Regions from separate parts of the Homo sapiens genome. Here region 2 is linked to region 1. A link is a contact called in ENCODE Hi-C or POLR2A ChIA-PET data. All regions are on one chromosome and are shown on one strand. Each heading gives the region's core, a stretch centred on a gene start or an enhancer-like site at or near the end of the contact. The rest is flanking DNA. Distances are from core to core; before and after follow the strand shown. Region 1 has its middle 30 kb from the start of CLIP1. Region 2 overlaps CLIP1 (CAP-Gly domain containing linker protein 1).

What was found. A loop is a pair of places that touch in the nucleus more often than their neighbours do. ChIA-PET counts read pairs that join two places held with the same protein, here RNA polymerase II (POLR2A). Pooled maps may share reads with other maps.
Region 2: a pooled map shows a loop between it and region 1 (4-fold over the local background). The contact joins two enhancer-like sites. A Hi-C loop is called at or near these places in 3 of 50 pooled maps. POLR2A ChIA-PET finds 5 or more read pairs at or near these places in 9 of 52 experiments (AG04450, B cell, OCI-LY7 and 5 more).

Annotation. Positions count from the first base shown.
Region 1 is chr12:122,448,805-122,455,965 of GRCh38, forward strand. No RefSeq gene overlaps it. Among named protein-coding and RNA genes, the nearest start is that of CLIP1, 30 kb to the left of the region's middle. Within about 2 kb of position 5,252, at least 7 of the 41 ENCODE cell types and tissues checked have a DNase peak (open chromatin) inside an H3K27ac peak, as active enhancers do.
Region 2 is chr12:122,353,338-122,359,709 of GRCh38, forward strand. It overlaps CLIP1 (CAP-Gly domain containing linker protein 1), which reads right to left. Exons shown (of 26, transcript NM_001247997.2): 6 at 1,778-1,975; 7 at 1,116-1,219. Among named protein-coding and RNA genes, the nearest start is that of CLIP1-AS1, 39 kb to the right of the region's middle. Within about 2 kb of position 2,039, at least 3 of the 41 ENCODE cell types and tissues checked have a DNase peak (open chromatin) inside an H3K27ac peak, as active enhancers do.

The DNA.
Region 1 (7,161 bases), core at 4,002-6,501:
AAGTCACTGGGATTACAGGCATGAGCCAACCGCAGCCAGCTCTATCCCTTCTTCCTAAATACCTTTTCATGTGTTTTTTTTTTTTTTTTTTTTGTATATGTACCAAAGTTTGCAATTAATCATGAAGGGATTTATTTTTATTTTATTTTTAGATTTGAACTAGTTATATAAATTATAGAACTGGGACATGAATATGGTAATTAATTCAAATACAGAAGAGTAATAAAAATAAAACTCTTTTCTTTGGACCATGAATTTCTCATACTGCTCTCTATATTCCCTAGAATTTCCTAGCAATGGCTTATAATTGCCCCTTTTCCCCCCAAGTTGGCAGAAAAAACCATTTTTAATCTTAGACTTTTCAATTACTTGCATTATTTTTGGGGTCCCATATCTTCCTCTATTATTGGTTTTGTTTTGCTTTTTTCATTTTATATTCAAGAATTTCAGCTGGATGAGGTGGCCCATGCCTGAAATCTGAGCACTGTGGGAGGATTACTTGAGCCTAGGAGTTTGAAACCAGCCTAAGCAACATAGCAAGACCCTGTCTTTACAAAAAATAGTAAAAGATTAGCCGAGTGTGGTGGTGTGAACCTGTAGTCCCAGCTACTCAGGAGGCTGAGGTGGGAAAATTGCTTGAGCACAGGAGCTCAAGGCTGCAGTGAGCCATCCATGCCACTACACTCCAGCCTGGGCCACAGAGCAAAAAAAAAATTCTTCATAATGCATAGCTCAGAGTGGAATTGGTGAGTCATAAGGTATGCACATGTTTAACTTCACTGTATATTGCCCAATTACTCTCTAAATGGCAGTTCCAGTTCTACTACATTTCCAGCAGTAGAATTTAAGAATTCCCATTGCAAAGCCTAGCATGATGGCACGCACCTGTAGTTCCAGCTACTTGGGAGGCTGAAGCGAGTTGATACCTTGAGCCTAGGAGTTTGAGTCAAACCTGGGCAACACAGTGAGAATCCCTGTCTTCAAAAAAAAAAAAACAACAACAACAACAAAAACAAACCCATGCTCATTAACACTTGGTATTATTAGATATTTAAATATTTGTCCAGGCAGGGTGTGAGGCTCACATCTGTAATCCTAGTACTTGGGGAGGCCAAGCTGAGAGGATCACTTGAGGCTGGGAGTTCAAGACCAGCTTGAATAACACAGCAAGTTCCTCATCTCTGTTTTTAAAATTAAATATTTGTCCATCTAAAAGATTTGAAAGAATTGAGATGGCGTCTCAGTCTATCACCCAGGCTGGAATGCAATGGTACCATCTTAGCTCACTGCAACATCCTCTGAGAAGGTTCAAGCGATTCTCCTGCCTCATCCTCCCGAGTAGCTGGGATTACAGGCCCCCGCCATCATGCCCGGCTAATTTTTTTTTTTTTTGTATTTTTTGTTTTGAGACGGAGTCTTGCTCTGTCACCTAGGCTGGAGTGCAGTGGCGCAATCTCGGCTCATTGCAAGCTCCGCCTCCCGGGTTCACCCCATTATCCTGCCTCAGCCTCCCTAGTAGCTGGGACTACAGGCGCCCGCTACCACGCCCGGCTAATTTTTTGTATTTTTAGTAGAGACGGGGTTTCACCGTGTTAGCCGGGATGGTCTCGATCTCTTGACCTCGTGATCCGCCCGCCTCGGCCTCCCAAAGTGCTGGGATTACAGGCTTGAGCCACCGCGCCCGGCCTCTCTCATGGTTTTAATTTGCTTTTTGCTGATTACTGAGGAACTTGAGAATCTCTTTTTTTTTTTTTTTTTTTTGAGATCGAGTCTCACTCTATTGCCGAGGCTGGAGTGCAGTGGCACAATCTCAGCTCACTGGTTCAAGTGATTCTTTTGTCTCAGCCTCCCAAGTAGCTGGGACTACAGATGCCCACCACCACGCCTCACTAATTTTTTGTATTTTAGTAGAAACGGGGTTTCACCATGTTGCCCGAGCTGGTCTCAAACTTCTAAGCTCAGGCAATCTGCCCACCTCGGCCTCCCAAGGTGCTAGGATTACAGGTATAGGCCACCGTGTCCAGCCGACTTCATATCTTTGGCCCATTATTCTGTTGCATTGTCTATTTTTAAACTGATTGTAGTGGTTTTTAATATATTATGATTCTATATGTTCCAAATATTTTTTCCCATACGTGCCCTGTTTTTTTTTTGTTTTGTTTTGTTGTGTTTTTTAAATTTTTTTAAATGGTGCTTTTCAATTAATAGATGTTTTTAAAACTCTTAGGTCACAAAGTATTAGCCTATATTTTCCTATAAAATTTTTAAGGTTTTTGCTTTTATTCTCCTGGGATAGATTTTTTGTGTAATTTATGATGTGAGACAGCAAATCAAAATTATTTAAACTCATATATGTGGGTATTGCACCTAACCATATATATACATTCAGCCAGGCATGGTGGCTCACGCCTGGAATCCCAGCACTTTGGGAAGCCGAGGCGGGTGGATCACTTGAGGCCAGGACTTCAAGACCAGCCTGGCCCACATGGCGAAACCCCGTCTCTATAAAAAATACAAAAATTAGCCGGGTGTGGTAGCACCTGCCTGTAGTCCCAGCTACTTGGGAGGCTGAGGCAGAGAATTGCTTGGACCCAGGAGGCGGAGGTTGCAGTGAGCAGAGATCGCACCACTGCACTCCAGCCTGGGCAACAGAGCAAGACTCTGTCTCAAAAAAAAATTAACAAAGTATATATATATAAATATATGTATTCCAGTAACAATATAAAATGTAACATACATATATGTGTAATATAGTTTAGTTAACATGTATTACAAAGAAAAGTTAATATATTAAATAATACATGTTATATATTATCTATTACAACTTATCTTTTATATATACACACACACCCACACTCTTTAGTTAATACATATATTAGGGGAATATATAGATAGACCTCTAGATAGACCTCTTTCCATATCAGAAGATGTAGATTACCTTATATTAAAAAAATTTTTTTTGAGACAGAGTTTTGCTCTTGTTGCCCAGGCTGGAGTGCAGTGGTGCAACCTCTACTCACTGCAACCTCCACCTCCCAGGTTCAAGCAATTCTCCTGCCTCATCCTCCCGAGTAGCTGGGATTACAGGTATGCGGGATTACAGGATAATTTTGTATTTTTAGTAGAGACGGGGTTTCTCTATGTTGGCCAGGCTGGTCTCGAACTCCCAACCTCAGGTGATCCACCTGCCTCGGCCTCCCAAAGTGCTGAGATTATAGACATGAGCCACCACGCCTGGCCCCATATTTTAAATTATTTAATTTTTTTTTTCCCTAGAGATGAGTTCTTGCCATGTCGTTCAGGCTGGTCTTGAACTCCTAGGCTCAAGCGATCCTGCTGCCTCAGATTCCCAAAGTGCTGGGATTACAGGCGCGAGCCACTGTACCCAGCCTCCTCATTTTTTTAAACCATTGCGTTGTAAGATCATAGTGTGCTATGATTTCAACAGATTCCTACCAATAGACATTTAGGTTATTTTCAGTACTTGCTACTACACACATTGCCACAATAAACAGCCTTGGGTGCATATATAGTATACTCGTATTTCTTTTCTTCTTAAAAATGTTTTTTGTCTTACCAAGAAGCTTGAATCTGAAGCGCATACAGTGTGCTTTTACAAACATAGTTGTAGGATTAATGCTTAGATTAGAACCACTGAATCTAAAATATGTACATTTACATTTTTAAAAAAATTACCCTCCCAAAAAAGAGTGAGCCAATTTATATCCCCACCAATAATGTATGAGAATGCCTGTTCCCCTCTACTTTAACCTTTCTTAAATGTAAAACCAATCTTACTCCATCAAATACAGGCCATCAGAGCCTACCTGGAAACAGCTATGCATATGTTCCTGTCAGATAAAGCCATTTGAATCCCAAATGAAATTCCTAAAGCTAAAAGGAGATAAGGGTGCCTAAATCTGCTGGGACCAGTCAGATGTTGAGGTTTATGCTCTGCTGGTCAAAAATTACCTTACATTTTATTAGAGTTTACATCAGTTATCACGATTTCAGCAGCTGGTCTAACTCAGACTAGCGGAGACAATAAGGAGACTCATTAGCTCACAAAACAGGACGTTTGCAACACGGTTCAGCTTCAGGGCTGGTTGATGTAGTGGCTCAAGCCGCTAAATTTCTCAAGCACCCAAAATCTTTTCTTCTCTTTCTCTGCCATTTGCGGAGGTGGCTTCATCCTTCATTCAACCATCCTAAGGTAAGATGGTTGCCAGAGCAATGGATATGATATATGATACATTTCTGTCTCATGCGTTGTGTGAGGAGACCACCAAACAGGGTTTGTGTGTGCAGCAAGGCTGTTTATTTCACCTGGGTGCAGGCGGGCTGAGTCCGAAAAGAGAGTCAGCAAAGGGTGGCGTGATTACCACTAGTTCCTTTAGGTTTTGGGATAGGCGGTGGAGTTAGGAGCAATGTTTTGCAGGCAGGGGGTGGATCTCACAAAGTACATTCTCAAGGGTGGGGAGAATTACAAAGAACCTTCTTAAGGGTGGGGGAGATTATAAAGTACATTGATCAGTTAGGGTGGGGCAGAAACAAATCACAGTGGTGGAATGTCATCAGTTAAGGCTATTTTCACTTCTTTTGTGGATCTTCAGTTGCTTCAGGCCATCTGGATGTATTCGTGCAGCACAGGAGATATGATGGCTTAGTTTGGGCTCAGAGGCCTGACAATTTCCTATTCATGCTTTCTTGTGGTTTGCTTTGCTTTTGCTTTTGCTTTTGCTTTTTTTTTTTTTTTTTTTTTTTGAGACAGAGTCTCACTCTGTCTCCCCAGGCTGGAGTGCAGTGGTGCAATCTTGGCTCACTGCCACCTCTGCCTCCCAGGTTCAGGCGATTCTCCTACTTCAGCCTCCCTAGTAGCTGGGACTACAGGCCTGCGCCACCACACCTGGCTAATTTTGTATGTTTAGTAGAGACGGGGTTTCGCCCTTTAGGCCGGGCTGGTCTCGAACTCCTGAACTCAGGTGATCCGCCTGCCTCGGCCTCCCAAAGTGCTGGGATTACAGGTGTGAGCCACTGCTCCTGGCCTTTCCTATGGTTTTCTAAGTGTGCGTGTGCATGCACACACACACGTGCACGCACACACGCACCCTCTGGCATGCATCTCCTTGGCCCAGGTGGGCCCAGATGGGCCCAGGTCTGTCCACCCTGAATATACCATGATCAGGGTAAAGTGAGTATTGCACAGTCAACTATAACATTCACTACTGTGCTTCCATTTTCAAAGACTGAAGCAGAGACTACCAGAAGTCCCGCCCCCCTCAAAGCCATTCTACCCTCTTCCTGTATCTGATTCTTCCTGCCATGTGACATCCAGAATGAAGACATTTCCTAACTTCCTGTGTTATTAGGGATGGCCATGAAAATAAGTTCTGGCCAAGCTGAAGTAGCCCATGCAACCTCTTGGAAGTGTGTGTGTGTGTGTGTGTGTGTGTGTGTGTGTGTGTAAGAGATGGAGGCTTGCTCTGTTGCCCAGGCTAGAGTATAGTGGCATGATTACAGTTCACTGCAAACTTGAACTCCTGGGCTCAAGCGATCCTCCGGCCTCAGCCTTCGAGTAGTTACGATTACAGGGGTGAGCTACAGTGTCCAGTCCAGGCAGTTTTCTTAAAGGGAGAGGGCAAACATTTATCTTTCTTTTCTCCCTCCTGCTGATAGGATGTGATATTGTGACATAATAAGAAATAGGCCGGGCATGGTGGCTCACGCCTGTAATCCCAGCACTTTAGAAGGCCAAAGTGGGCAGATCACTTTCGGCCAGGAGTTTGAGAGCAGCCTGGCCAACACAGTGAAACGCCGTCTCTACTAAAAATACAAAAGTTAGCTGGGCATGGTGGCACATGCCTGTAATTCCAGCTACTCGGGAAGCTGAGAAGGAGAATCACTTGAACCCGCGAGGCGGAGGCTGCAGTGAGCCAAGATCGCACCACTGCCCTCCAGCCTGGGTGACAGAGCGAGACTCTGTGTCAAAAAAAAAAAAAAATAGAAATATACATTTTGATCTTTGTTGCCCCTGGCTTCTGGCCAGAGCTCCTAAAACCTTTGCAGTTTCTAAAGCAAAAAATGTTAGGAGCATCTTTCGTTCTACCATTTGGTCTTTGACCCTGTCTCCTAATACGAGCGCCTAATCCTTTGGAATTTTCTGGGTGACAGGAAGACCTATTGTTCTAATGAAGCCAAACTTGGTGGGCTCTTGGATAGCTTCAGGATGGGGGCTGGTCACCAGAATGACCAAACCATGATTAGCATCCTGAAACTTTCAGCCTCACCCTCCGTCTTCTGGGTGAGGGGAAAGGGCTGGAGATTAAGTTAATAATGGATCACGCCTGCATGAAGAAGTCTCCATAAAGGCAGAGTGTGGGGACTCAGTCTGTAAACCTAGCACTTTGGGAGGCTGAGGCAGGAGGATCACTTAAGCCTCTGGAAGTTGAGGCTGCAGTGAGTCGTGATCATGCCTCTGCACTCCAGCCTGAGTAGTGACAGAGCAAGATGCTGTCTCAAAAAAAAAAAAAAAAAAAAAAAAAAAAAGGCTGGGCGCAGTGGCTCACGCCTGTAATCCCAGCACTTTGGGAGGCCAAGGCAGGCGGATCACCGGGTCAGGAGATCAAGACCATCCTGGCTAACATGGTGAAACCCCATCTCTACTAAAAATACAAAGAAATTAGCCTGGTGTGGTGGTGGGCGCCTGTAGTCCCAGCTACTCCCAGGAGGCTGAGGCAGGAGAATGGCGTGAACCCAGAAGGCGGAGCTCGCAGTGAGCCGAGACTGCACTCCAGCCTGGGTGACACAGCGAGACTCCGTCTCAAAAAAAAAAAAAAAAAGAAAGAAAAAAGAAAAGAAAAAGAAAGAAGGAAAGGCCGGGCGCAGTGGCTCACGCCTGTAATCCCAGAACTTTGGGAGGCCGAGGCGGGCGGATCACGAGGTCAGGAGATCGAGACCATCCTGGCTAACATGGATAAACCCCGTCTCTACTTAAAAAAAAATACAAAAAATTAGCCAGGCGTGGTGGCGGGCGCCTGTAGTCCCAGCTTCTTGGGAGGCTGAGGCAGGAGAATGGTGTGAACCTGGGAGACAGAGCTTGCAGTGAGCCGAGATCGTGCCACTGCACTCCAGCCTGGGCGAAAGAGCGAGACTCCGTCTCAA
Region 2 (6,372 bases), core at 789-3,288, 99 kb before region 1:
TCTCAAAAAGAAAAAATAAAATAAGCCACCTGTAATCCTAGCATTTTGTGAAGCTAAGGTGGACAGACTGCTTGAGTTCAGTTTGAGACCAGCCTGGTCAATATGGCAAAACCCCATCTCTACAAAAATTAGCCAGGCATGTTGGCATGTGCCTGTGTCCTAGCTACTTGGGAAGCTGGGGTAGGAGGATCACTTGAGCCAGGGATGTCACAGCTGCAGTGAGCCATGATCACACCAGTGCACTCCAGCCTGAGTGACAGAGTGAGACCCTGTCTCAAAAGATAATAAATAATGTTTTCTTTTTTTTTTTTGAGACGGAGTCTTGCTCTGTCACCCAGACTGGAGTGCAGTGGCGCGATCTCGGCTCACTGCCACCTCTGCCACCCGGGTTCAAGCAATTCTCCTGCCTCAGCCTCCCAAGTAGCTGGGATTACAGGCGCCCGCCAACAGGCCTGGCTAATTTTTGTATTTTTAGTAGAGACGGGGTTTCACCATGTTGGTCACGTTGGTCTCGAACTTCTGACCTCAAGTGATCCACCCGCCTCAGCCTCCCAAAGTGCTGGGATTACAGGCGTGAGTCACTGCGCCCAATCAGGCCATGTCTAAATGATTCCAAACTTATTGAAAAAAGTCAAATCAAAGCAGACGCTCTTCACACAGTATGGCAGAGTTCACCTTCTGCTGGACACATAGTCATTCCTTTGGTTCTAAGGGTTGATACCAACATGATTATTAATAGGAAATTTTCTTCTGAGGTCATTGAAAATGAAAAGGCTGCTGGGCGCGGTGGCTCACACCTGTAATCCCAGCACTTTGGGAGGCTGAGGCAGATGGATCTCCTGAGCTCAGGAGTTCGAGACCAGCCTAGGCAACATGGTGAAACTCCATCTCTACTAAAATACAAAAAATTAGCCAGGCGTGGTGGCACATTCCTGTGGTCCCAGCTACTTGGGAGGCTGAGGCAGGAGAATTGCTTGAACCTGGGAGGCAGAGGTTGTAGTGAGCTGAGATTGCACCACTGCACTGCAGCCTGGGCAACAGAGCTAGACTCTGTCTCAAAAACAAAAAAAAAGGGGGAAAGGCCACACTTGCACCAGGAAACAGTCTGGGGTCACCTTTTCTCCTCTTCAAGCTGGTTGAGAAGCTCCACCTTCTCCCTGTCAGCAGCTTCCACCATTGTTCGCAGCTGGTCCATTTTGGCTTCCAATTCCAGGACATGCTGGGGAAGGCAAGAATGTCGGTAAATGGACTATTTCTGACCCAGATACAGACCCAGTGATACTTCTCCAAAGAGCTGTGGGTCACCATGGTGGGTGGGCGTTACTCTAAAACCTTATGTTAAAAAGCTTTCTCTATTTTAATAGGTTATTCTCAACAGCTTTCCTGGAAGATAGATGATGAAAGTGATAAAGAACAATGTTAAAACACCTCTCATCTTTTTTGAAGCTGAAACACATATTAAGAGTAATCCACAAACAGCAGCTATAATCAATCATTGGTAAGGCCCTAGTAACCAAGCTGGCCTAACACAGACAGGCCAAAAGACCCGGACACAAAGACCAAACACTAAGGTCGAATCAAGAACAAAACTTCATCTCTGTGATCATGGAAACTGGCACCCCAGACTGTAGCTTTCAAACAAGCACAGCAAAGAAATGTACACCCATTTCTTGTGCTCTCAAGTCTAGCTCCTCGGTGCCAAGCACCGGGCATGCTTCTCGGCTCCTCAGTGGCTTTAGAAACCATCACCATCTCCGCAACAAGGTCCAGACTTCACCTGGTCATGTCCGTCCCGGGCCAGAGCTAGCTCCTGCTCTATCTCCCCCACGTGGCTCGTGGCCTTGGCCACCTCCGCCCTCTCCAGATCCCGTTCCGCCAGCAGCTGCTCAATGTGCTGCTGCTTCTCCTTCAGGGCCTCCTGGAGGGCAGTGGTACCGGAGATCTTCCTGGCGTAACGGGAGGAGGTTTCAGTCAACTGTAAAGGAAAGTTAGAGAAATGAAGGGCGATGATGCTGTCAGAAAAGCGAGGGAGGCGCGATGCATGCATGGCGGGCATCTGCTCGGCAAAGCAAGGGCGCTGCTCCAGCTGGCAGGCTGGCCAGGATTAGGAAAGGCTTCCTCAAAAACACAAGACAGTGTGTGCCTTCTGTCTATAAATCTCACAAAGAATACATCAACGTAAAGAGATCAGCCAGGTGCGGTGGCTCATGCCTGTAATCCTAGCACTTCAGGAGGCCAAGGCGGGTGGATCACTTGAGGCCAGGAGTTTGAGACCTGGCCAAGATGATGAGACCCCATCTCTACTAAAAATACAAAAATTAGCTGGAGTGCAGTGGTGCGATCTCAGCTGACTGCAACCTCCACCTCCTGGATTCAAGTGATTCTCCTGCTTCAGCCTCCCAAGTAGCTGGGATCACAGGCGTGCACCACTACCGCCCAGCTAATTTTTATATTTTTAGTAGAGACGGGGTTTTGCCATGTTCGCCAGGCTGTTCTCGAACTCTAAAGTGCTAAGGTTACAGGTGTGAGCCACCGCGCCAAAGGCCATCTGCTCAGCCACTGCTGGCTCCAGATCAAGTCAGCCTTGACTTCATCTTCTGCAGTCAGAGCTGCTGCAGCTGTCGCCTGAAAGCTCTTCTCTTCATCGGTTTCCCTAGGCCCTTACTGCAAGATGCACAGGATGCAGACTTACAGCGAGGATCTTTCCTCAATTAATAACTCGGCAACTTGAGAACTACAAAAGAATCAACCTTTTGTTCTTGAAATTACTTAAACATACCAGGAAGAAACTCCTGTTGTCTTTTTTAACCATTTGACCTTGACCTTCCAATTTCATTATATAGCTAAATTATACCTTCTCTTGCTAATATTTCTTCCTGAATACATTAAATGTGTGGTTCCCAAACCATGTGCAGAGATGCCCCAGGGTGCTGAGCAAACTCACCAGTGCACTGTAGGATGTTTTAAAATTTCAAGAGAAACACAGCGACATCTGCTGGACTCTGTGCAAACTACTAGTTTGAGGCAATTCAGTCTCATTAGATTGTCCTACAGTCCTTTCAATAACATCATGTACTTTCAAAGCTGGGTTTTGGCTATTCCCATGACGAAAATGAAAGTATGATGCAAAAATCAACATGCACAGGAAATGAGGTTGGTGATGAGAAATCAGATTCCAAGGCTTGACTAGATGTGTAGAGCCCAACAGCAGCGCACACAGTAACATGAAGTCATTCTGGTTATTAAAGAATGAATTGGGTCCCTCTCCCTCTCTCCCTCTCCCTCTCTCCCTCTCCCTCTCCCCACGGTCTCCCTCTCCCTCTCTTTCCATGGTCTCCCTCTGATGCCGAGCCGAAGCTGGACTGTACTGCTGCCATCTCGGCTCACTGCAGCCTCCCTGCCTGATTCTCCTGCCTCAGCCTGCCGAGTGCCTGCGATTGCAGGCGCGCGCCGCCACGCCTGACTGGTTTTCGTATTTTTTTGGTGGAGACGGGGTTTCGCTGTGTTGGCCGGGCTGGTCTCCAGCTCCTAACTGCGAGTGATCCGCCAGCCTCGGCCTCCCGAGGTGCCGAGATTGCAGACGGAGTCTGGTTCACTCAGTGCTCAATGGTACCCAGGCTGGAGTGCAGTAGCGTGATCTCGGCTCGCTACAACCTCCACCTCCCAGCCGCCTGCCTTGGCCTCCCAAAGTGCCGAGACTGCAGCCTCTGCCCAGCCGCCACCCCGTCTGGGAAGTGAGGAGCCCCTCTGCCTGGCTGCCCAGTCTGGAAAGTGAGGAGCGTCTCTGCCCGGCCGCCATCTCATCTAGAAGTGAGGAGCGCCTCTTCCCGGCCGCCGTCCCATCTAGGAAGTGAGGAGCGTCTCTGCCCGGCCGCCCATCGTCTGAGATGTGGGGAGCGCCTCTGCCCCGCTGCCCCATCTGGGATGTGAGGAGCGCCTCTACCTGGCCGCGACCCTGTCTGGGAGGTGAGGAGCGTCTCTGCCCGGCCGCCCCGTCTGAGAAGAGAGGAGACCCTCCGCCTGGCAACCGCCCCGTCTGAGAAGTGAGGAGCCCCTCCGCCCGGCAGCCGCCCTGTCTGAGAAGTGAAGAGCCCCTCCGCCCGGCAGCCACCCCGTCTGGGAAGTGAGGAGCGTCTCCGCCCGGCAGCCACCCCATCCAGGAGGGAGGTGGGGGGGGTCAGCCCGCCACCCGGCCAGCCGCCCCGTCCGGGAGGGAGGTGGGGGGGGTCAGCCCCCCCCGCCCGGCCAGCCGCCCCGTCCGGAAGGTGAGGGGCGCCTCTGCCCGGCCACCCCTACTGGGAAGTGAGGAGCCCCTCTGCCCGGCCAGCCGCCCCGTCCGGGAGGGAGATGGGGGGGTCAGTCCCCTGCCCAGCCAGCCGCCCCGTCCGGGAGGTGAGGGGCGCCTCTGCCCGGCCGCCCCTACTGGGAAGTGAGGAGCCCCTCTGCCCGGCTAGCCGCCCCATCCGGGAGGGAGGTGGGGGGGGTCAGCCCCCCGCCCGGCCAGCCGCCCCGCCTGGGAGGTGAGGGGCGCCTCTGCTCGGCCGCCCCTACTGGGAAGTGAGGAGCCCCTCTGCCCGGCCACCACCCCGTCTGGGAGGTGTACCCAACAGCTCATTGAGAACGGGCCATGATGACAATGGCGGTTTTGTGGAATAGAAAGGGGGGAAAGGTGGGGAAAAGATTGAGAAATCGAATGGTTGCCATGTCTGTGTAGAAAGAGGTAGACATGGGAGACTTTTCATTTTGCTCTGTACTAAGAAAAATTCTTCTGCCTTGGGATCCTGTTGATCTGTGACCTTACCCCCAACCCTGTGCTCTCTGAAACATGTGCTGTGTCCACTCAGGGTTAAATGGATTAAGGGCGGTGCAAGATGTGCTTTGTTAAACAGATGCTTGAAGGCAGCATGCTCGTTAAGAGTCATCACCACTCCCTAATCTCAAGTACCCAGGGACACAAACACTGCGGAAGGCCGCAGGGTCCTCTGCCTAGGAAAACCAGAGACCTTTGTTTACTTGTTTATCTGCTGACCTTCCCTCCACTATTGTCCTATGACCCTGCCAAATCCCCCTCTGCGAGAAACACCCAAGAATGAACAATTAAAAAAAAAAAAAGAAAAAAGAAAAAAAAAACCACTTGTTGAAATATTGAGTTAGATATGGAAGGGGGCAGTATGGCATAATGACTTAAGGTCCAGTTTCTGTATACAAGTCTTAGCTCCATCACTTCTTAGCTATTTTACCTTCAGTGAGCTACCTGACTTCAGTTGAGCCTCAGTTTTCTCATCTGTAAATTGGGTATATATTTCATAGGATTGTTTGATAAAATGTAAGATAAAATGAGATAACTTTGTAAAATGCTTATTACATTGTCTGGCACATGGTATTTCCTCAATAAATAGTTGACTTTAAAAAAAAAAAAAAAAAAGAATGAATTGGCCAGGTGTGGTGGCTCACGCCTCATGCCTGTAATCCCAGCACTTTGGGAAGCAGAGGCGGGCAGATCACCTGAGGTCAGGTGTTCGAGACTGGCCTGGCCAACATGGTGAAACCTCGTCTCTACTAAAAATACAAAAATTAGCCGGGCATGGTGGCGTGTGCCTATAATCCCAGCTACTTGGGAGGCTGAGGCAGGAAAATCGCTTGAACCCGGGAGACAAGAGGTTGCAGTGCGCTGAGATCGTGCCACTGCACTCTAACCTGGGCAACAGCAAGACTCCATCTCAAAAAAATAAAAAATAAAAATAAAAACAAATAAAGAATGAATTAAATTTTTTTCAATTTTTGTTTTTCTAAAACAGAAATACATTTCTGAGCAAAGTAACTGAAATGACACTTTCAATTTCTCTATCTTTGTCATACTATTTTATGGTGATTTTTGGCTTAGAAACCATAAAGACACAAAAATAAGCTGTCTCACAGGTACAGAAACTCACGTCTCTTTTGTCAATTTTCACTGAATGAGGTGAGCTAAGAGGTACAAGAACTGGTCCAAAAAGTAAGAGGAGAGATTGGCGGGAGCAGGGAGAGCTTGCTATTTCCCAAAGAAATGGACACAATTAAAAGGTAATAAAAATTACTCAAGAAAGAATTCCTAATCCAGAATAGACCCTCCCATGGAATTGTTCCTAGAACAGCAAAGGAGGCAAGCTGTCCCTATCAGAGTTTCTGACCCACATTAAACAAAGCTCTGTCTGAACACAGGGGTTTGGGGCTCTTCTCCATTTCATTGTTCTTGTCATGCTTTTCTCATAAAAGTAATTTTTCTGTTGAAGATGCAGGCTTCCTCTTTATGCGCAAATGGAAATGCTCTGAGCAGTACTTATTCTACCTGAACATAGAGGAAGGAAGCCTAGATGGCTGGCAGAGGAGCAC